3 separate regions of the Mus musculus genome follow, and regions 1 and 2 are each linked to region 3. The links are chromatin loops, found by intact Hi-C in ENCODE. Cell type or tissue: left cerebral cortex. All regions are shown on one strand.

Region 1 (8,000 bases), 150 kb after region 3:
CATGGATTTGTATCTTGCATCAACAAAGACAAATGCAACTACGACAAATGATTTATGTTCCCAGAGCCCTGGGTCTGTCCCCCAGATCCCTAAGTTAACATCGTGGGTTACTGGTTTAGAGACAGGGTCTTGTACATAGCCCTGGCTGTCCTTGAACTCAGAGATCCACCTGCTTCAGCTTCCCAAGTGCTGAAATTAAGTGTGAACCAACACACCTGTACTGGTGTGCTGGTACTCTTCCTAGAGGCACTGTACTGATCTCGCTTGTACTTGACAGTGGTATTGTCCCCCCAACTTGCCCTCTCTGACTGACCTACTGTAGGTCTTTGAGAAATGGAGATGCACACTCTCATGTGTATTACTGACTTCCTATTGCTGTGACGAAACAGCATAACCAGGACAACTTACAGAAGACTTCACTTGGGCTTGTGGTTCTACAGTTATTCTAGGGATAAGAGTCCACGATGGCAGAGCAAAGGCACAGCAACTGAGATCAGACGCTGAAGGCTCGAATCTTTAACTGTATCGAAATAAGGCAATTTCTGTTCACAAGGCCTGCCTCTAGGGACATACTTCCTCCAGCAAAGCCAAAGCTCCTAAGACTCCCCAAACAGCAGCACCAACTGGGGACCAAGTGTTAAAATGTCTAAGTCTACGGGGAACATCTCATCTAGACCACCACAACAGTAAAAGAGTTTAGGAGGGGCTGGTGAGATGGCTCAGCAGGTAAGAGCACCCGACTGTTCTTCTGAAGGTCCTGAGTTCGGATCCCAGCAACCACATGGTGGCTCACAACCATCCCTAATGAGATCTGACTCCCTCTTCTGGTGTGTCTGAAGACAGCTACAGTGTACTTGCATATAATAAATAAATAAATCTTTAAAAAAAAAAAAAAAAGAGTTTAGGAACCAGGTTTTCTAGAGAAAAAGCAGGTGAACACACTTTCTCCTTTAATGGCAGAGAGGTCATGAGAAAGCAAGCAGACCTGGGGATGCATCACACAGCAGAACTTTTCATTGGTTGGTTAGTCCTCATTTATGCACATGGATCAGCAGAAATATACATTGGAATGGTCTGAACATTTAAGACCATCTGGAGTTTCCTAATTCAACCACATTAAAGTAGCCTCCAGAAGGCCTGATGAAAGAAAACAAAACAAAACAAAAAAACCAAAAAAAAAACGAAGCAAGTCCATTAAACCATGATTGGTTACAAATGTGTTAACACACAGCTCTCTCGAGAGTGAAGAGTAACCCATAGCTAGGAACGGCCAGTCAATAAACAGCCTGGCATCCTTTGTTCTGGATTCACTGGCCACACACAGACCCTGATGATTAATCCTGCCTCTCTGAACAGGAAATGTTCACAACTCTGTGTGGTGAATGGTATGTGTGCATGCTGGGGGGGTATGTGCATGCTGGGGGGTATGTGCATGCTGGGGGGGTATGTGCATGCTGGGGGGTATGTGCATGCTGGGGGGTATGTGCATGCTGGGGGGGTGGGGTGGTGGCGAGGCTTATCTCAAGGAGGTTACGTCAGCTTCCTGATAAGCAGAATGGTTTGAACAAATCAAGGATGTTTAAGTAGTTGTGGTGACAGTCCTCTCATAATGAGATTAGGGGCATACATTTTTTTAAACCCCTGTAGTGCTAGGGTTTCCAACCCAGGACCTTATTCAGGCTAGGCAAGGGTGATTTACAAAACTAACTCCCCAGTTTTTGATAGTACATTTTTAAAAGCCAAACATGTGAGTATGGTGGTCCTTTCCTGCAATTCCAGGTAAGACAGGAAGATTACTGGATTCCAGGGGTTTGAAGCCAGTCTGGACATCAAAGTGAGATCCTCTTCTCAAAACATGTAATTACACCAGGCATGGTGGCACACACCTGTAGTCCCAGCACTCAGGAGGCAGAGGCAGGTGCGTCTCTGAGTCTACAGAGCAAATTCCAAGATACCCAGGGCTACACACAGAATTAAATTGAAGAAAAAAAATTCAGTCACTATGTCTTAGGAATAATCACTAGATTTGAAACTTCAGATGGGGTTCATAAGATGGCCTGACAAACTGGAGGAAGAGAACCTACCCTCACAAGCTACCTCCTGACCTCCACACATGAATGCGGCACATCCATGTTCAAAATACGAGGATATACACAAAGCAAATCCAAATAACTTTTAAAAACAAAGAATAAGGAGAGCTTCTTAAGAAAATCAACTGCTGGATCACAGGGCTCCCAATGGAGGAGCTAGAGAAAGTACCCAAGGAGCTAAAGGGATCTTCAACCCTATAGGTGGAACAACATTATGAACTAACCAGTACCCCTGAGCTCTTGACTCTAGCTGCATATGTATCAAAAGATGGCCTAGTCGGCCATCACTGGAAAGAGAGGCCCATTGGACACGCAGACTTTGTGTGCCCCGGTACAGGGGAACGCCAGGGCCAAAGGGGGGGAGTGGGTGGGTAGGGGAGTGGGGGTGGGTGGGTAAGGGGGACTTTTGGTATAGCATTGGAAATGTAAATGAGCTAAATACCTAATAAAAAATGGAAAAAAAAAAAAAAAAAAAAAAAAAAAGAAAATCAACTGCTCATTCTTCAGCTGAATTGGTTTAAGAGTTAAGAGAGCTCGCTGCTGTTGCGGAAGGGCCAGGGTTTGGTTCTTAGCGCCACATGGTGGCTCACAACAGTTTGTAAATCCCAGTTCCAAGGGGATCTAAAACCCTCTTCTAACATATGTAGGCTCAAGTGTGGTGCATAGATACGAACAGGCAAAACACCCATACACACACATAGAAAACATAAGATATTAAAAGAAAGTATTTGAGGCGACCCCGAGGTAAATAGTGAAGCCAGTTGGGCTGTGTCAAAAACACAGGCAGCAAAGCTGTAACTCATACACTTAAGAGGAGGCGGAGGGATAGGGATGCAAGAGCTCTCAAGGCCAGTCTCAGCTAATTAGCAAGTCAGAGGCCAACCTGGGCTACACCGTCTCGAACCCACCAACGCACCCCTCCAAAAACACAAAAACAATCTAACAAAAACTATACGACACTTAAAATAGCAACTAGACAGTTTGCATTTGTTGCTAAGTGAAGCATTAACACAAACAAAACCCGTTATTCTGGCGAGCTACAAACTGCCGCTTGGCGGTTAAGCATGAATGTGGGGCTGTTAGGGGAAAGGCAGCATAAACTCACTCAAAAACTACCCCTCAACAACGAAAAAAAGAGAGAATTTTATGTTGCCATTTCTTGTAAGAGGTCAAGAGAAGGGCCAGTTTGGGGCCTCACACACTTAATAAAGACAATGTCACCATGGGAGCAACTTTTCAGTCCAAACTCGGATAAGAAGCTCGCTGCGGGTTTTCTTCGCTGTCGGAGCAAATCCGCCGCGCTAAGTGATCGCCCACAGCAAACTCCAGCGAGCGCGGGCTGGCCCGGCTCTGAGGTCCCCGTGCTGGAAACCATGTCCGCCTCAGTCCCCTAATCCCCACCAGGCCACTGACCGACTTGACAGCGGCTTCCTGCTCGTCCACCGCCAGCGCCCATGAGTCGGTGGCCATGGTCCCGACGCGAGCCGACCTGCAGAGATGCTCCGCGCCCCGCCAACACCAGCGCCGAACGCAAGCCCGCGCCAAGTGCCACTCACACGGAGCGGAAAAAGACCCGCGCGGAGTTGACGTCAGTTCCTGCCCCGCGCGTCCGTCTTCCACCCACGCTCCGCCCCCAGGAAGATAAGCATGCGGAGCTTAGCACTTTAAGGTCCTGAGTCGCTTATTTCTTAATTTGAGGCCAGCCTGATCTACTGAGAGAGTTCCAGGACGGCCAGGGCCACACAGAGAAACCCTGTCTCGAAATGCTAAAAAGAGGAGGAAAAAAAAAAAAAATTCCATCTCGCTAGGTGCGATCTAATTGAGTTAACGTCCTAGAGCTCTGCAGAGTTACTTAGTACTCGCCCAATCGCTTCATTTCATAACCAAAATACTTACCCATTTTTTGGTTTTGAAACTAGGTATCTTGTTTTAAAACAAGGCTACCTTGAACTCGGTTTCCTCCTTAATAATCTCCAACACCTAGATTACAAGGGATCGAACGCTCTCTCTCGAGATGGCTCAGCGGTTAAGAGCACTGACTGTTCTTCCGAAGGTCCTGAGTTCAAATCCCAGCAACCACAAGGTGGCTTACAACCAACCGTAATGACATCTGACACCCTCTACTGGTGTGTCTGAAGACAGCTACAGTGTAGTTACATATAAATAATAAATATTTTTTAAAAAAATAGAACGCTCTCTAGTGGCCTTTGCAGTCGCAGACACACATGCATATACATACAACTAAGAATGAAATGATCTGAGCATAGGTGGCACAGGCCTTTAATCTCAGAATTTGGGAGGCAGAGGCCACTAGAGCAAATTCCAGAACAACTAGGGCTACACAGAGGAAACCCTGTCTCAAAAAACAATTAAAAACAAACAAAACAGAGTTACATCCTATGTGTGTGGATATGTATTTAGTTTTGTTTTTTTTTTTTTGTTTTTTTTTTTGAGTCAAGAATTTCATGTATCCCGTGGCTTTTTTTTTTTTTTTTCTGCCTCCCAAATACTGGGATAAGAGAAGTACTTTCCCTCTGTTGGGATACATTTTAAGTCATGATAGTTGTGTAAAGCTGTTTGAATGACTTAGGCACTTCACAAAAAGGATGCTCTTAAAATAGTGCAAAATTTTAATGGAATGGTAGTGAACACTTTTAACTCCAGTACTTGGGAGGTGTAGGAGGAAGATTGAGAGTGCAAGGCCAGTCTCTGCTACAGGAGACCTAGTCTCAAAATGCATATATTTTGAGTCTAACTGCCCATTGTCCTCTTGAAATTGCACTACCAAGCATACCTATTCTAGTACCAAGAACATGGCTATTTCTTCATGTATCTGCTGGGACATACTTCTTAGAGAAGACATAGTGTCTGACAACAATTAAGAAGTTCAAGTTTTGACTTGTCTTAGGTTTGCAAGATATTTAGGTTTGGTTTGGTTTGGTTTGGTTTGGTTTGTGAAGACAGGGTTTCTCTGTGTAGCTCTCGATTGTTCTTGAACTCATTCTGTAGACCAGGCTGGCCTTGAACTCAGAGATCTGCCTACCTCTGCCTCCCGAGTGCTGGGATTAAAGTTAGGCACCATCACCACTCTAAGGGTCCATAATTTGCTGAAGAATGACACACACACACACACCAACTCAAATAGATTGTAAATGCAAAGTGTTCTTTATTCTGTACAAGTTCAGCATGCTTGGGTCTCCCCATGACCGAGAGAGAGAGAGAGAGAGAGAGAGAGAGAGAGAGAGAGAGAGAGAGAGAGAGAGAGAGAAAAGAGACCCAAGTGAGCTTGCAGGCCTGATTTAAAGCATATTAGGGAATCCTGGGTTAAGGTGACCTCTATGTTAATCTGTTGGGTTCATCTCTATTCTATTACCAGGGTGTGGGGGGCTGAGGAAGTCTGGAAACTGCTGCTGACCCATTGTCCTTGCCTCAGGCCAGGTGGCAGGGCAGCTTGTGAGGCCTGGACTTGCCTGGAATTGCCCAGTTCTTGGAGACAGAGATTTAGACCTCGTCTCCTTAACTGCCAATCTGAAGCTTGTCATGGAATCAGCCGAGCCTTCTCACACCCATCTGGCTTGCTTCCTTTCCTAACCTTTTCTTCCTTCCTCCTTCCTTCCTTCTGGCCTGGAACTCTCAATGTAGAACAGGATAGTTTTGAACTTTCAGAAATTCTGCTACTTCTGCCTCCCGAGTGCTGGGATTACAGGCATGTACCACGACTCCTGCATTTAATGAATTAAAAAAATTCTTTCATACCACCTGCATCCACTATGAGGTTGATTTCTGGCGGTGTTGGCTGAAAGCCCAAATGAAACAATGAATCTACTCAGCTATTGTTGGAAACAACTCTGGGTTATACCTTACCTTCTGCCAGAACATTCATTTCCAGCTCACAGCTAGCCTGCACACCTCAAAGGGAGTACACCCACAATGACTCCTTTTTCCACACCAGAGGCCAAAGAGAAGGCACTTTCTGATAGTTCCCACCAAAGAGCCTGCACTTAGACAAGTTCTGACTCCTCTGTACATGACCACATGACTTAACATCTACACTCCATTTTAGCCAGGAGGTCTACAAGTGGTGCTAAGTTAACATTTTTAGAAACCCCTCATTCTGAACTGAGCATGGTCAAAATATGCCTTTAATCCCAGCACTCGAGAGACAGGTAAGCAAATCTCTGAGTTTGAGGCCAGCCTGGTCTACAGGGTGAATTTCAGGACAGCCAGGGCTACACAGAGAAACCCTGTCTACAAAGCAAAACAAGTAACAAACAAAAACCCCATTATACACAATTTGTTTGAATCATTTAGTTCTCTGCAACACTTATGTCATCTCTATTTCCCAGTTCACAAAACTCATGGTCCAGAAGTTAATTCTAACATCAATAAACCTAAACAGGGCTGGAGAGATGGCTCAGTGGTTAGGAGCACTGACTGCTCTTCCAGTGGTTTGAGTTCAATTCCCAGCAACCACATGGTGGCTCAAAACCATCTGTAATGGGATGGGATGCCCTCTTCTGATGTGTCTGAAGACAGCTACCCTGTATTCATATACATAAAATAATTCTTAAAAAAAAAAAAGGCCTAACCAACTTGCAAATCTGACCTCTGATTTTAGGGCAACTCAGTTCTACAGCACAAACCCAAAACCTGGGAGAGGAAGTGGCTGGCTTTCTTTACACCAACCAACTCAGTAAGTATGCATCTTAGAACATTGTTGGCATCTGACTAGCCAAAGCCTAATGAGCCAACCAATTACTGGAGGACAATGTCCTTTTCTGGACACTTATCTGCTCCTGGGCTGCATCACCTGCTGGGTGGACGGAACTGTCACCTTTTCCTCATCTGTGAGGCATTTTGTTTTCATCACAGAGTCCCAGATTCACCATTGGATACCCTATCCATGGTGTCTCTCCACCGCTGGATTACCCTGCAGTCTATCCACGCTGGGGCACAATAGCTGGTGCTCGAGTCAGGGAGGGAGCAAATCAGTAAGTGAATTTTCTGCTTCTTTACACTGCAGATGCCCCTACATGCAGTAAGCAACAGGATGGCAAGGGACAACAGGATGCTATAAAGATTCAGAAAATAAAGGAGGGATTATATCAGGTTGTAGAATAACTGTTTAGCTTTTCAAATTATTATATAAAGGAAGCCGGGCACAGTGGCACCACCTTTAATCCCACAGTTGAGAGGCAGAGGCAGACAGATCTCTATGAATTTGAGGTCAGCCTGGTCTACATAGTTACTTCCAGGCCAGTAAAGGCTATAATCAATCGATCAATAAACAAATAAATAAACAAAAAAAAACAAACAAATAAATAAAAGTATAAAGGGTGGAGATGTAGCTGAGTCATCACAGAGCACTTGCCCAGCCTAAGGGATGCCTGAGTTTGATTCCCAGCAGTAAGTTAACTGTAGAGAAAATGATTGTGAAGCATTTTCTCAAGGTTAAACATTGGAAGACACAGTAACACAGAACAGTTCTTTGCAACCCCTGCTGCTGCAATCTCAGAATTCAGTAGTAAAGACATACTTGCCTAGAGTACAGGGGAGAACATACACTAAAGAAGCAGTTGTTGGGGCTGGAGAGATGGCGCAGCAGTCTACTCTTCCAGAGTTCTTAGTTCAGTTCCTAGCAACCACATGGTAGCTCACAACCATCTATACTAGGATCTGATGGCCTCTTCTGGCATGCAGGTTTACATACAGATAGCACACTCATATACATAAATCTTTAAAAAAATAAATAAAAGCAGTTCTAAAATGGCATGAGACAAATATGTTAAGAGTGTGGGGGCCTAGAACCAAAGTCTAGGGGACTTTGACTATGGGGGAGTTGAAGGGCAATTCACATAGCCTCTCTGTGCTTGTTTCTCTATCCATGAAACAAGGATCATAACACATTTG
Region 2 (8,000 bases), 200 kb before region 3:
AGACTGGATCGGAGCTGAAGAGATGGCTCAGTAGGTAAAGCGTGAGGCCTAGAGTTTGGATCCCCAGGACTGACATAAAAGGTAGACATGGTGGCACACATCAGTTCTAGGGAGGTAGAAACAGGATCCCCAGAAGAAGTGGCTAGCTAGCCATGTCTAATCAGCAGGCTCCATATTCAGCAGAAAACATATCTCAGTACAGAAAATGAAAAGGAGGACACCTGACATCTGCATCTGGCCTCCACATGCAAACATAGGGTCGTCCACAAAAGTGGACTTTCACACATGTATTCACACAACACACACATACTTATGCAAAAAATTATACTGAGGAAGATACTGGAAATCACACAAAGGTCCTGTTTTCCTCCACAAACCACCTCCCCAGTAAGTGACTAGCCAAAGCATCCGTTGGTAGAGCAGATAATCCTGTGGCAAACTGCCTCACGGTGAGTTTCTACCTGCACCTGTCTTCTTTCTTCTTGAGACAGGCCTTTGCTGTGTCACCCAAGCCAGGATTCAACTCTGCATCCTCCCATGTCAGCCTCTGCAGTGCCAGAGTTGCAGGAGGGAGCGCCATTCCTGCCGAGTCGTGTCTGTCTGCTCTGTGTTGCTCATGGAAGGGGACTGGGTGGAAACAGAGGCTCTGGCTGAGGCGATTGGAGATTCAGGCTTGGTATCCTGACATTTTATCCACAGATATGTAGCTTCCTATAAGAGAAGGAGGGTGGACTTCAGGGGTACGGACCCTAACCGTGGGTCAGCCTGCCTTTCCCATCACTCGCTGCATCCTCTTTCCACCTGCCTCCAGGCCCTGCGCACCATGACATAAGTAGGGTGAATGCCACAACAGGCTTGGCCTGCTGCCATAGCCTTCCCTCCTCCACTCCTGTGACTAGAGAAGGCAGGTGGCAGTGTGGGCCTCTTACTTAACACAGAAATAAAGATCCCCTTTACCAGGAGGAAGAAAGACCATAGGCTATTTTTGGAATAGGCTAAAAACTTGGTTTGTTATTTTTAGAAAATATTTTATTTGTAAACTTTAAAACTTTTGAATGACAGTAGGGACAATGTTAGTCATCATCTGTAACAGAACAGCTGGATTGATGCTGCACTGTAATCCTTGGGCTATGGAGGCAGGAGGATTAAGAAATCAAGGTTGATCCTCCCTACATGGAGAATTCAAGGCCAGCCTGGGCTACATGAGACCTTGTCTTTAAAAAGTCAGAATAAAAGAAACAAAACCTCACATAAGAAATATCTATGGCTCCCTAATGTTTGATATAAATGGCTGAATGAATGAATGAGTGACAAAGAAAGGACAGCTCCTCCTTATAGAAAATTCCAGCTAAAAGCAGGAAGAGTGACTGGAGGTGTGGCTCTAGTCATGGCGCACTTGCTTAGCATGTGCAGGAACCTGTAGAATGGGGCACTTCCCACGTGAGTCCATAGTGCTGAACTGACCCTGGGAGGGCCAGTGGCTGCAAAAGCACTTCCAGTGTGGAGACGCCTGAGCTCCCTCCCAGCCTTCCATGGCAGTGAGGCATCTCTTAAATGTTCAGGCCCTGGTGAGTGAGCGAAAACATCTTACTCTGCAGTCAGACGATTTCCTGCAGTTCCTGGCCTCTTAGAGCAGCTTGCCCTCCTCAGAATGCTGCACAGTGACACCCAGCCCTGGGCCTGTTAGAGCAAATCTTCTGACCTTGCCTGCCTTCTTCACCTCTATTCTGACAGTCCTGGCACCGTCAGCCTGTCACAGTAAGTGAGCTAACATCTGTTGCCTGTTTACAAGTGTTCCTCAATGCATCCCAACAGCCATGGAAGCATTTGCTACAGAAATGAATAAGCTGCTTTGTCAAGAACTTGAACATTCACCTTTCAGCTGCTTTCCTTTATTTTATTTTATTTGCGTGTGTGTGTGTGTGTGTGTGTGTGTGTGTGTGTTACATGTGTACACATGGGTGTGCAACAGAAACCAAACCCTTGGCTTCATTCATGTTAGGCAGATGCATCCCTGAGTGACTTTTCTTGGCTTGACTTGGAGAAATTGTTTGCTGTGTTGATTCTGTGTTGGTTCTGACAGTGAAAGCATTATAAATGTATTCTCCCAGCAACTTTAAAATCAGGTTTCAATTTCCATTAGCTTCTCAGGTCTTTTCCTTTATAATTTTTGCCTGTTGGCCTGGTTGAGAAATTGTCACCATGCACCCTTGTCAAGAAATTTTGAACTCAAGCCTGACTGAGAAGCACTGAAAATTTAGAATACAGGGGGCAGGTAACTGTGACAAAAATCCCAGGCAGAAACTATGACAATTTTTTCTCCGTCTCTGTCTGCCCCCTGCCTCCTCTTGTTCTTTCTCAGTGTGTGTGTGACTCTGGGAAAATCACAGGCTCCTGCTATTGTCTGGTTTAGAGCAGTCATGGAGGTATCCTCAGTTTCTCAGCCCCACACGACTGCCACGCCATAGTCTATATATTCTCCTCAGTTTAGAAGATCACTTTAAGTGTACAGAAAATGAATAAAGAGATCCTTATGTATATTCTCTGAGCTGTCTGGAAATATGTTAGGACACTGCTGACCCCATTTGTCCCTTCCTGTCCCTTTGTAGGTAAAACTCCACATTACACCAATTGCTGTCCTCTGAATCACCTCTAATCTTGACAATTATGAAGGGCTGGCTGGTCACTTTGCTGACCACCTCTCCACATGAGTTGGACTCACATTTCTCTCATGCATCCTGAAGTTAAGCACTTGGGAAAGATGCAATCGAAGTACTTTGTCTGCAGTGCATCCTGTTGGGGCTGCATTGGCTCAGCACTGAATGGTGGTACTGACCCCTTATCTGAGCACCTCACGCTGCTGACCCCTCCTCCTTTCCTTCATGCTCTGAGCTGTGGCCATTGCCTGGCCAGTACTGGGGTTAGAAGAGAGCCCACTGGCAGCCTTCCAGATGCGCAAAGTCTTGGCTCTTTAGATAACTTAATTAAGCGCCAAAGAAAAAGGTTGGGATTATCTCAGTCCTGTCCTGCTTGAGTTTTGCAGCAGAAAGCTAAGTATAGTAAAGGTTTTGAATTGGCCACATGCTAAGGGACTTGTGCAGAGTTCAAGGTTACAATTCTTTCCCAGAATCATTTTAACCCTTTTATTGAGGTTTTGTAGACTCTACATACCCAGCTGAACATGTACAATTAGCAACTTTTGTTCATTCACTGAGTTGTATAATTATCACAGCCAATTTTAGGACATCATCAACAACCTAAAGTCCTTGCCCATCACACCCCATACTCCCAAAATTCTCCAGCACTCTGTAACCTCTAACCTACCTTCTGTCTCCAGACTCGTCTATTCTAATCGTTTCCAGTGAATGGAATCTTGCTATGTAGTTTTGGAATTGGCTTCTTTGACTCAGCATGTCAAAGTTCATCCATTATATAACCTGTTGCTCTTTATTGCTAAATAATATTTTAGTTTGTTTATCCATGCATAGGCATGTGGGCTCTGCCCACCTTTTGACTATGGTAGGTGGTCACACTAGCATAAGATACAGGATACAGACTTGCATTGCTCTTGGGTGGGGCTCTTAGAGGGCACACAGGTGCCCACAGCTGCTGGGCACCTGTGTCTAACTTCTGAGGAGCTTCCAGCCTGTTGTACAGCCTGTGGCAACACCACTTCACATTTCCACCAGTGATGTGTACCTAGCCAACACTCGCATTTTCTTGCATTTCGTCATTAGCCCTCCTTGTGGATGAGAAATAGCATCATATTGTGAACTTGACCTGCATTCCCTGCTGGCCACGATGTTACATAACCTAAGTCATGTACAGCCACTGCCCTTGGACCTTCAGACCTTTCTGAAATGTCCCATTTGTATTCAGCATGAGTGTGTCCCCAGCTTGTGAGAGCCCTGAGCCTAGCTGAGCACTGGGGCCTGTAAAAGTGCTGGATCCTTGGCTTCCTTCTCAGGAGCCTCAGTGGAGGAGTGGGTGCTGAGGAGGAGAGAACAGGGTCTTGTCTCTACAGACAAGTAGGCAGGCTTCAGGAAGCATCACCTTGTCCCTCTTCTTCCCACAGGAGGTCCAGGTTCCTGTGACTCCAGCTTTGGAAGTGGCATCAATGTCTTCACCTCAGCCAAGTAAGTGCTTTGTGAAAAGCCAGTGGTCTAAGTCTTTCTGGGTGCAAGAGATTGCAGCAGAGACCCAAGGAAACTGTCTGAGGCCACTCTTGGGGGAGTTTCTGATACACAGAGGAGATACTTGAGGAAACCTGAAGGGCCACAGGCACCCTCTCCCCGGTGCCTCTGGACAGAAGGCCTTTGGGAAAGATGGGAAGCCACTGGAGGTCTGTAGATGCACATCCTAGAAACCCAGCCGTGTGTGGTGATGGCTTTGGGGCTGCAGTTCCCTTTGCCAACATCTTTTCTTTATCCAAGGCAAGGCCGACTCTGGGCAGGGGAGGCATGGAGAAGAAGAAGGAAGGAAGGGCACAGCAGGCGAGAGAGTGATCCAGGCACAGGCACCAGAACGGTCCCACCTTCTCCCAGGATAGGTGTCATAGGACAGGCTTCCACGGGGGGGCAGTGCAGGCCAGGGAGCAAAGTCATAGCCTGCCTTGCCAACCCCTTGGGAGAGAACTGTCATGGTTCTCCCGTGGGCTGTGTCTGCTGACCTGCCTGCTGGAGCTGCTTCTTTGAAGCATTAGCACCTGTGCCTAAGGTGGATGACATTTCTACAGTGATTTCCTCTGAACTCAACGTTGAGCCATTGCCTGGGGAGCCAATGGAGAAAATGTAAAAAGTCAGCCCTTAAATATGATCCTGACTTCAATACACTTTAATGGCAGACAACACAGTAACCAGCAGATTTCTAGGAGACAGGAGAACTGTAAAGGGGTAGGGGACCAAGCCACTGTGAATGGTGAAGTGCTCCCACAGCCGGGCTCTGTGCTTACCTTGGTCAGACCATTGGGTCTGCTAGTCCTGGGGTTGACAGAACCATTATATCTATTTTAGGGATGAAGAAGATTGAGGAAATAGGCTACTCTATACAGAATGGTTTTAGGGGAAGGTCGTGTGGCTGGGGAGAAGGGACAACAGCTTAGACTGAGAAGCTGGCAGGATGGAAGATGTGTTTGAGAAGGAGGCTTGGCAGCTTTTCCTATTTGTTTTGTTTTTTGTTTGTTTTCTCGTGTCTTTTTATTTATTTATTTTTATTAGATATTTTCTTTATATACATTTCAAATGCTATCCCGAAAATTCCCTATACCCTCCCTCTGCCCTGCTTCCCTACCCACCCACTCCCGCTTCTTGGCCCTGGCATTCCCCTGCACTGGGGCATATAAAGTTTGCAATACCAAGGGGCCTCTCTTCCCAATGATGGCCGACTAGGCCATCTTCTGCTACATATGCAGCTAGAGACAGGAGCTCTGGGGGGTACTGGTTAGTTCATGTTGTTCCACCTATAGGGTTGCAGACCCCCTTCAGCTCTTTGGGTGCTTTCTCTAGCTCCTCCATTGGGGGCCCTGTGTTCTGTCTTATAGATGACTGTGAGCATCCACTTCTGTATTTGCCAGGCACTGGCATAGCCTCATATGAGATAGCTATAACAGGGTCCCTTCAGCAAATCTTTCTGACATATGCAATAGTGTCTGGGTTTGGTGGCTGATTATGGGATGGATCCCCAGGTGGGTTAGTCTCTGGATAGTCCATTCTTTCATCTCAGCTCAGAACTTTGTCTCTGTAACTCCTTTCACAGGTATTTTGTTCCCTATTCTAAGGAGGAACAAAGTATCCACCCATTGATCTTTCCTTTTCTTGATTTTCTTGTGTTTTGCAAATTGTATCTTGGGTGTTCTATGTTTCTGGGCTAATTCCACTTATCAGTGAGTGCATATCAAGTGACTTCTTTTGTGATTGGGTTACCTCATGAAGGATGATATCCTCCAGATACATCCATTTGTCCAAGAATTTCATGAATCCATTGTTTTTAATAGCTGAGTAGTACTCCATTGTGTAAATGTACCACATTTTCTGTATTCATTCTTCTATTGAGGGACATCTGGGTTCTTTCCAGCTTCTGGCTATTATAAATAAGGCTGCTATGAACATAGTGGAGCATGTGTTCTTATTACCAGTTGAAACTTCTTCTGGATATATGCCCAGGAGGGGTATTGCTGGATCTTCTGGTAGTATTATGTCCAATTTTCTGAGGAACCTCCAGACTGACTTCCAGAGTGGTTGTACAAGCTTGCAATCCCACCAGCAGTGGAGGAGTGTTCCTCTTTCTCCACATCCTTGCCAGCATCTGCTGTCACGTGAATTTTTGATCTTAGCCATTCTGACTGGTGTGAGGTGGAATCTCAAGGTTGTTTTGATTTGCATTTCCCTAATGATTAAGGATGTTGAACATTTTTTCAGATGCTTCTCAGCCATTCGGTATTCCTCAGTTGAGAATTCTTTGTTTAGCTCTGAACCCCATTTTTAATAGGGTTATTTGAATTTCTGGAGTTCAGCTTCTTGAGCTCTTTGAATATATTGAATATTAGTCCCCTATCTGATTTAGGATTGGTAAAAAATCTTTCTCAATCTGTTGGTGGCCTTTTTGTCTTATTGACAGTGTCCTTTGCCTTACAGATGCTTTGCAATTTTATGAGGTCCCATTTGTCAATTCTTGATCTTACAGCACAAGCCATTGCTGTTCTGTTTAGGAATTTTTCCCCTGTGCCTATATCTTCGATGCTTTTCCTTACTTTCTCCTCTATTAATTTCAGTGTCTCTGGTCTTATGTGGAGGTCTTTGATCCACTTAGACTTGAGCTTTGTACAAGAAGATAAGAATGGATCAATTCGAATTCTTCTACATGATAACTGCCAGTTGTGCCAGCACCATTTGTTGAAAATGCTGTCTTTTTTCCATTGGATGATTTTTAGCTCCCTTGTCAAAGATCAAGTAACCTTAGGTGTGTGTATTCATTTCCATTGATCTACCTGTTTGTCACTGTACCAGTACCATGCAGTTTTGGCAGCTTTTCTGATGGACAGGATGGAGCAGATGAGAGGGATGGGAAGGGCGGCCTCTAGGTGTTAGCTAATGCTAAACCAGATTGTGCTGGCTCATTCCTAAGTTGGACTGCAAGGAGAAAAAAAGTGTGACTCAGACTATCTAGACTCCACCCAGTCATGCAAGGCATCCTCAGGGAGGAAGCTCAGTGTGGACACTGGGTTTTGGAACTCAGGGTTGGAGGAATGGGCAGGCATATAGGGCATACGTGAGTCCGGGAGGTCTGAGCACTGGGCTCGGAAGAATGGTGGAGTCTGTAAGGGGATTTATGAGCTCCCACTTATAGCCAAAAAAAAACCCTGTCTGACTTACTTAGCACTGTACTCTGGGCTGCAGAGACTGTCATGCTTCAGGGGGTGACAGTGAAATGGAGGAACATATACGGTGTGACTGATGGACTGCAGGGGTGGCACAACCTTCTACCACTTCTCTTTCAGTTTGAAAACATGCTCAGCTGGACAGGCCTACAGAGACTTGATTTCTTCTCTACAGGTCAAACCAGCGAGCTGGAGCTAGTTTAATTCACCATACCTGTCACTCAGGAGACAATGCTAAACCTAACCTTTTAAGAACACACGCAGGGAAACAACACACCATGTGCTCCACTGGTGCAGGAAGACCATCTTGTGGCAGCATCGTCGAGTGCAGCCCTGCCTGTGCTTAGAAGCAGCAGCCACAGGAATTATGAGAACAGATCGGACATTCAGAGCCTCTGGCCAGCTCCCTCCAGGGCCACTGAGCTCCCACAGATGGCATCGTTCAGGGTGTCACAAAACAAGCTGCCCTCCCATCTTCTCATGTGTTGCTTATCCAGAGCACTACCCAGATAGCCAAGTACGAGCAGTGGTTAGAGGGAAGGTTGTTCCTGGTCACTGGCCTCTTAGTGGTCACCAGCCTTTAGAAAGTCTAATGACAGCTGTGTAGGAAAGTACACACCCACAC
Region 3 (8,000 bases):
CTTTTTATAAAGGGTTACATAAGTTAAAAAAAAACAAAACCTTTATTGTCCTAAGACTGGCCAGCAATATACCCAACTGGGAAGCATGTGTTCCTGATAATCGTGTGGTTGTGCACGGATCCGGATCCTGACGCTTGCTTGGTAAGCTCCACCCACAATGCTGATGCTAACTTTCACCTCCACATATGGCTCTGTGTTTGTGTGTATGATGTATGTGTGCATTGTGTAAGTGCAGGTGAGCATGTGCCACAAGCACACGTGGGCAGGTCAGAGGACAATCCCAGGAGTTAGCCCTCACCTTCCACCTTGTATAACACAGGGTCTCCTGTAAGCCACTGCATACACCAGGCAAGCTGGCCTGAAAGCTACCCTACATTGGATTACAGTATACTCCTACATTGGAGTATTGGATTACAATAAAGCTACCAAATTTAGCTTTATGTATGTTCTAGGGATCCAAACTCAAGTCCCTATACTTATACAGCAAGACTCAAAGGAGGATCTCTCCAGCCTGTGGTTTTTAACTCTGTAACAATGCTGTGTATGTGTGCACTGTGACTGTGAGTTCTATGGTGCATGTGTGAGCCAGAGGACAACTCTCAGAAGTCAGTTTTCTCCTACACTGGGCCCTAAAAATCAAAACCTGTCTGTCAGGCTTCAGCAACAAGTGCTGTTCTTGGATCTGTGAGTCCTATTTTTTTAAGACTATGTTATCTTAGCTGGGCAGTGGTGGTATACACCTTTAATTCCAGCACTTCAAGCAGAAGTGAGAGGATTTCTGTGAGTTTGAGGCCGCCCTGATCTATACAGTCATTACCAGTACAGTCAGGGATACACAGAAAAAAAATCTGTCTTGAAACACAAAGCAAAACAAAACAATGCATCTCAGGCTAGCCTCAAGCTCCGACTGGCCAGAACTCGTGCTCACAGTAGTAGTACCTCACCTCCAGAGTGTTAGGTTACAGGCATCAACTATGACACCCATATTCTTTATATCAAATTTGATGTCAAATTAAGAACCAGCTCTGGGAAGCTGGAAGAGGACTACCAGGAGAGGCCATTTTAGACTAAAGTGTGACTACCGTGACTTACAAAGCTCACGTCTCACACAATTTGGGAAGATACGCCCCTGAAACTGAGTGACAGATAATACACGAGAATTTAACACAAACCCCACACACACCAACATTTGTTTTCTTGTAAATGGGAAACATTTTGACAAAAGACAAGCAAAATATATAGTAACTCACTTCCATCCACAAAAACACTACCTGTAGCACTTACCAGAGAAGTTGCCATGGATGGCAAAGCTGATGCCAGTGGCCCGCTGTAAGGTCAGGTTGTACAGAAACATGGTGACAAGCAAAGCTGTGACCCTCAGTCAACTCTTGGTTACAGCAACGGTTTCAAGGCAAAGCAGACTACGGACACAAAAACAGAATTGTTGTTTTTAAAAGAAGCCCTGTCTGGGAACTTCTTGTTGAAATCAGAACAGGCAGAGCTAAGAGTGCTTTCTCGACGTGCCTCCTAAGCTCGCAGAGGCCCGGGCTGCAGTCTCAAGAGGGGAAAAATACACCACCACTTATATGGTGGGCACCGTTCTAGGATACTACATCTTTTGCTTTTCATTTCACATGAATTCTATGAAAGCCTGCACATTGGCATGAACACTCAATAGGCCGAGGCAGGAGGATATCTGCAAGTGTAAGATAAGTATAAGCTGCAGTGAATTCCAGAATGGACAATTCAGAAATAGCTATCCTGGAACTCAGAGATCCTCCTGCCTCTGCCTCCAGGCACTGGGATTAAAGGTGTGTGCCACTACACCTAGCAACACCCATTTTAGGTATTAAAAAAAAAAAAAAAAAAAAAAAAAAAAAAAGACAGGAATCATGGCTCTCTTCTGTAATCCTAGCACTCGAGAGGCAGAGGAAAGAGAATCACTCTGTTCAGTGCCAGCCTGAGTCACACACTCAGTTCCAGCCTATGATACAAAGAGAGGCCCGGTCTCAAACAAAACCAAACTTCTTATGGTCAAGGGAACCCTAAGCTCAAAAATCCTATCAGTTGGACAACATAGAGCAAGTGGTTAAATGCCAGAACCTACAACTTGCTCAATTAACAAACGTGCCTTTTGTGATTTTTTTTTTTTTTTTTTTGCCAGACAAATGAGAACCTACAGTTAGCTGTAGTTCAAGGGTCTACACATCCACATTATTCAAGGCTCTAAAAACCTCAGATTCATTTCCCAGAGACCCCATTCTCTCTCTGGGTTATAAATCTTACCAAACTTACATCTTTCCATATGCTTATATATGTGCATGTTCAAGAACATATATTTATTGCATATTTTATGTGCTGTCTTTAACCAAAGGATGAATTTTTTTGAGAAACCAACAAGACAGCTTTCTGCTACAGATACCGAGAATCTTACTCAATGCCTACACTATAATTCAGTTAGCGAAACTGTTAACGCTACATATAAGCAAATGAAGTTATACCTCTAAGATTTAGTCCTAAAATACCTAATAAACTAATATCTCTAAGGCTTATCCCTAAAGGTTGAACTGGCACTGGCAGCTTGAGGGTAGAGGACCTCACAATTTACAAGGCTGTCACGGATGAGTTCCGGCTGCACCATAAGCAGCGAACGTGATGTTATGACTTTGGACATTTGCTTTAACAGGGGGGAAGATGGTACCTTGCCTCGTAAGGCTCTGTATGCAGAATTTCGTGTTTGAGGCTACGAGAAGGAAACCTATGGCCTTGGGCAAGTGCTCTCTACCATTAGGTTTGGAGGATTAAAATGAGCACCTACTCACTCAACACCAAAACAAACGGATCTCCTGGCTTACTGAAGAGGTGCTTCCTGGAGGAATATCCGGTATCAGGTAACCGTAACAGCCAAACCGTGGAAAGCTTCCTCCCCCGCCTCTGCCTATAATCTCCGGTTCCACCATCACCTCCTTTTTATCTTGCACAGTCTTCAAATGGGTACTATTAGCCTTCGGGTTTTTTTTTTCTTTCTTTTACAGTAAACAGAGGTTCAGAGGAGAAACAACATTTTGCCTAACTACCAAATGCACAAGTTCAAACCAGATCCCCGGCTCCCGGGCGGTTTCTGATAGTTGCACATTTTGAACAAACAGAATTTTTACCCCTTGCTGATTGAATAGTCTTTCAATCTCGAGTCTTCCTATGCAGCCTCGGTGGGACTCCCACTTCCTCAACCTCCCCCGCGTGGTGGAAATACACGAGTGTGCCACCACGTTAAACTCGCAAGCCTTAAAGGACTCGTTCCCACTCTGAAGACACAAGTGGGCGAAGAGTCCACGAGGCCATTTGCCCACGGCAAGCATTTCCCTAACCTCACGCCTACCGAACCTCTCGGGCCTAAAACTGCCCCTGCGGCTCCGGCCGAGGTGCCGGGCAGCTCTCTCCTATGAGCGCTCTCCACTTCCTCCGCGACAGAGAAGCTGGGAGGCCACTTCTTTACCCTGCTGCAAGAAGGATGGCTTCGGTACCCGACGGATGCTGAATCGCTTCAAGGCCTAAGCCACCGCCACTGCCGATCCGCCGGCGTCCGCCATTAGCCTTCAAGACGGGCCTTCGGGTGCCGCGCGACGGGAAAAAGGTATCTAGCCCCCGCCTGATAAATAGATGTAAATTTGGGATGTTTTCATCTTGCACCTGAAGACTAATGAGTTATCTAAAATTTATACGTTACGGTAAGTTTTCTGTAAAATAGAAGGTTAGTTTTAAAAATAGACTTCCAATGGTTTTGATCGGGCATATCTGTGGGCAGCCCCAAAGGTCACCGCGCCAACGCAGAGGGGACCTCGCAAGCCCGGAAGCGCCCACCGGGAGCCAAGATGGCGGAGGTGGAGTCTCCGCTGAAATTGTCAGGAGCTCCTCCGCCACCGGAGGGGGTGGGAGGAGGACACTGCTCCGAAATCTCCACCGAGCTCATTCGCTCTCTGACAGAGCTGCAGGAGCTGGAAGCTGTGTACGAACGACTCTGTGGCGAGGAGGTGGGGAGCTGAACCTCCTTTTTCCTGGAGGATCCGGTGGCAGAGGGCATCACGGGTGTCGATCGCTTTACCAGGGAAAACGAGAAAGCAGCTTCCCAAGAGGCTTTAATGTAGTTGGGCATTTGGGTACACCTGTCAGTTCTACTCAAGCTTATTTGACCTGTTACCTGGACTACTTCCTTGGTCTGCCTCCGTATTGATTTCCCTGACGAGTAAAACTGGAAGTGGTGTGTGTGTGTGCGCGTACATGTATGTATTACATGCACACATACATATGTGTATACCGAATTGGCTTGACTTCAGAATAAGAATTGCTTTGGCTTGGGAAGTGAAAAGTTACGAAAGTTTCTTCTCGACTCATTTAAAGGAGAAGTTCCTTTCTATTTAGCTTGAAGGTCTAAGACTTTTTCTCTTGGAAGAAATGATTATGTGTGTATTTTTAGCATTTCAGTTAAGTGTAGGCATTTGGATGTTTTCTTATTTTGAGACGGCCTCGGTGTTGCCCATATTGTCTTCAAATTGGCTACCTTCCTAGAGCAACCTCTCAAGCTACTGGCATTATAGGCGAGCTCACAACTCCCTAGAAGTTTGAAATCTCCCTGTTAGGACTTTGAAGTTTTAAGACTAAGGCGCAGCTGTCTGGTCTCGGACAAGTGATTTCATCTCTTGTACCTCGGATGTGTGGTCAATCAAGTAACAGGTGTGGAAAGGATTCGGCTTCCTTTCTATTAATAGCATGCTATATCTCTTTATATACGTTTGTTTCTTTTCCATGGCAGTCTGGTGCTGTCAGTTCGTGGATGGATTCCTTGCAAGTCAGAAGATGTAACCTCTCACCTAAAAACCTTGGCAGCTGTTTTTCCCAGGGAACTTTTTTTTTTTTTCTTTTTAGATAGGCTCTAACTATCTAGCCCTACCTGGCCTGCAACTCACTATGTAGACCAGGCTTGCAGTGAACTCAGTAATCTGCCTGCCGCTGTCACTCAAGTGCTGGGATTAATGTCATGCAGCTCTCAAAGCGCTCTGAATAGAGGAAAAGAGAGTTGTTACTACCTTTGAATGTTTTCAAGTACTGCCTTGCATCTGCTCCAGCAGTTCCCACACAAGTAGTGGTTTAAAGTTGAGTGCTCTTGACTTAACATTCCTAAGTCTATATTCTTTGAAGCAATTAATACATTGGGGAAATTTTTGCGGTCTTATAAAATGTAGTAGCGTTGGCTTTGTGTTTGTTTTTAATGACTGCAAATTTTCCTCTGCATCCGTCTTAAGACTGCCTTTATTAAACTATTTAGCTAAGACTGTGGAACTGTTTTCTGCACACTGTGTTATGTGCCTTTATTATCCTGTTTTATTTGCACAGAAATCCTATAAGGTACATATTGAAATCCGATGAGGTACATATTGCTCTCCTTACTTCATAGGAAAAAAAAACCAGAAATTGAGCTAAATATGCTGTATACCTGTAATCCCAGCATGCAAGAGGCTGAAGCAATAGGATCTAAAATTCATGAACTACACAAAACTCCTGTCTCAAAGGTGCATAAATTGAGGTAGCACAATAAATAAATAGCTTCACTGGCGTAGAAATATAATCACCCCCTCTGAACACTAAGTATGCAGAAAGAAGGGATTAAAAAAAAAGAAATTTATGGTCTCTTTGGCAATTTCATTTCTTTAGCTACTATATTTTATTTTGTTCCTTTTAAAAGTGTATGTGTATGAGGAAGCAAGTGTGTCATAGCACAAGTGTAGAAGTTGGGGGACAACTTCAAAATTGCTGTGTGAATGCAGACGATCAAATTCTAGTCATCAGACTTGGAGGGAGGAGTCCTCCTCCAGTCCTTGTTTTGATTCTGAGACAGGATCTCAAATTGCCTACATGGTCAAAACTGGCATTTACTTCTGTTCCTCCTGCCCGCCTCCTGAATGTGGAATAACAAGGGAACATCACACATCTGGATGAGCCACTACATTTTATAGCGTCATTGTTTAGAACACTGCACAAGTGTTGAATATTTATTTGTTTCCATTGTGTTAGTCATCTGCTAGATAGAATAAGATATACTGAAAAACAAACGGGGGGGGGGGGGGGGCGTTATGCACATGCATAATCCTAGCACTTGAAGAGAAAGGAAAGAAGAATTCAAGGTCATCCCATGTTTCAGAACAAGTGAGAAACCATCCTGAGTTACAGGGGACCTTGCATCAAAACAAGCATGAGAAAAAGTACACAGCCAATTATTTAGTCCAACAAAACCAAAGCAGCATTGAAGTCCAAAGGGACTGTAGTGGGAGGGAAAAATTTTTGAATTGAAATTCACCTTTTAGCTGTGTTGAGTTATATAAATGTATTTGTTATAAGTTTGTTTGTTGTCTTGAGATAGGGTCTCTATGTAGTACTTGTTGTCCTAAATATGTATGCAAGACTGGCTTCAAACACAGAGGTCCAGATGCCTCCTCCTAATGCTGGCATGTAAGATTTATGTTATTTCACCTGGCTTAATTTAGATAACTCTTAAAGTTCTTTCTACCTAGGGGTAGAGATGGAGTGTAATATTTAAACACTTGCCTAGCATGTACAAGATCTTGAGTTTAATCCCCTAGTCACTTAAAAAGGAAATTACTTATATCCCTTCTGATGGTGTTTGTCTGTTTCAGAAAGCGGTGGAGAAAGAACTGGATGCTCTTTTGGAACAGCAGAACACCATTGAAAGTAAGATGGTCACTCTCCACAGGATGGGGTGAGTATGTACCACAGCAAAAGTTGTACATTCCAGTAGGACCACAGGATAAAGTTAGTTTTCCTAGCCCCATAGTCCAGTCTCTTGGGAAGCTAAGGTGGGAAGCTTGCTGCAAGTTCGAGGCCAGCCTTGGTTATAGAGCAAGGTACTGTCACAAGAAAGGAAAAAAAAGGATTCTTTTTTCTAACAGTGTTTTATTACCTGATAGGCATTTAAAATGGAAAGGAACAGTAGCTCACAGTAAGCACCTAAGGATATACACTTTGAGAGTTATCAACAGGTCCTTGGAACTGTGAATGGTGGCTCAGATCTTTAATCAACCCTTGGAGGGAGAGATAGAATTATCAGGAGTTCAAGGCCAGCCTGGAACACATGAGACCCTGTCTAAAAAAGGAAAAAAAAACTTTGGCTTTAGACTCCAACCAGGCACGGTGCTACACAACTTAGGAAGTAGGGGCAGGTGGATGTGGGGCTCAAGGCTAACTGTAGCTACATAGTGAACTAAGAAGCTAAACTTGGCTATTTCTAGCCTTCTCAAAAAACAAATCAAAAATAATCTCCTTGACCCACTTGGAACCTTAATAGAAATATGAATTGTGGCTGGGCAGTGGTGGCGTACACCTTTAATCCTAGCATTGGGGAAGCAGAGGCAGGTGGATCTCTGAGTCTAAGTCAACGTAGACTACGAAGAGTGAGTTTCAGAGAAGCCCTATCTAAAATAAACAAAAACAAAACAACCAAAAAAATATATATAAAAGAAAAGGAATGCAAATTCTGGAACCCTCACCCTAATCTTCCTGAATTACAGGCTTTGTTGTTGAGGCCCAGAAATATGTATTTTAGTACATCTTCCAGGTGTTTCTGATTTGCAGTTCAAGTTTAAGAACTACTGCTCTTACCAATCTTATATTTGCTGAGCATTGTGGTGGATGCCTATAATCTTAAGCATTCAGGAAGCTGAAATAGGATCTCAGTTTGAGGCCAGCTTGAAACCTGATTCAGAAGGGTAGAGGGGAACGAGAGACCCTGTCTGTGGTTCCATACACACCTTTAATACTTAATATTTGGAAAGCACAGATAAGAGATCAAGAGTCCAAGGTTATTTTCTGCTTACACAGCGAGTTTGAAGCCATCTTGGCCCACATCAGACCTCATTTCAAAGCAAGCAAAGAGAAAGCTGGGAGTGTGGTTCAGTGCTAGAGCATTTGCTTAGCTCAATCCTCCTACT

What was found. Peaks named below come from ENCODE experiments on the same cell type or tissue, not always from the same donor. Only the 100,000 strongest peaks of a DNase experiment are listed, where the experiment ranks them.
Region 1: a loop joins it to region 3, with 5 times the contacts of the local background. A loop is called at or near these places in 8 of 42 quality-filtered maps.
Region 2: it touches region 3 in a loop (2.7-fold over the local background); 13 of 42 quality-filtered maps call a loop at or near these places.

Annotation. Positions count from the first base shown.
Region 1 is chr8:110,994,164-111,002,163 of GRCm38, forward strand. It overlaps Ddx19a (DEAD box helicase 19a), which reads right to left and starts at 3,660. Exons shown (of 12, transcript NM_007916.2): 1 at 3,504-3,660. The coding sequence starts at 3,560. Gm51551 (a long non-coding RNA gene) reads left to right here. Exons shown (of 3, transcript XR_003947457.1): 2 at 1-1,385; 3 at 1,780-2,293. In left cerebral cortex, a CTCF peak has its summit at 4,228 (motif pointing left); DNase peaks (open chromatin) are centred at 3,671 and 4,095; H3K4me3 peaks cover 1,665 bases; H3K27ac peaks cover 1,198 bases.
Region 2 is chr8:110,641,683-110,649,682 of GRCm38, forward strand. It overlaps Vac14 (Vac14 homolog (S. cerevisiae)), which reads left to right. Exons shown (of 19, transcript NM_146216.3): 10 at 4,076-4,136. Among named protein-coding and RNA genes, the nearest start is that of n-TGgcc10, 14 kb to the left of the region's middle. In left cerebral cortex, a CTCF peak has its summit at 4,578 (motif pointing right); DNase peaks (open chromatin) are centred at 780, 4,587 and 7,190.
Region 3 is chr8:110,843,179-110,851,178 of GRCm38, forward strand. It overlaps Sf3b3 (splicing factor 3b, subunit 3), which reads right to left and starts at 3,625. Exons shown (of 26, transcript NM_133953.2): 1 at 3,497-3,625; 2 at 1,285-1,421. The coding sequence starts at 1,354. It overlaps Cog4 (component of oligomeric golgi complex 4), which reads left to right and starts at 3,846. Exons shown (of 19, transcript NM_133973.2): 1 at 3,846-4,031; 2 at 6,690-6,772. The coding sequence starts at 3,873. In left cerebral cortex, CTCF peaks have their summits at 3,255 and 3,909; DNase peaks (open chromatin) are centred at 3,641, 3,808 and 4,582; H3K4me3 peaks cover 2,488 bases; H3K27ac peaks cover 1,733 bases.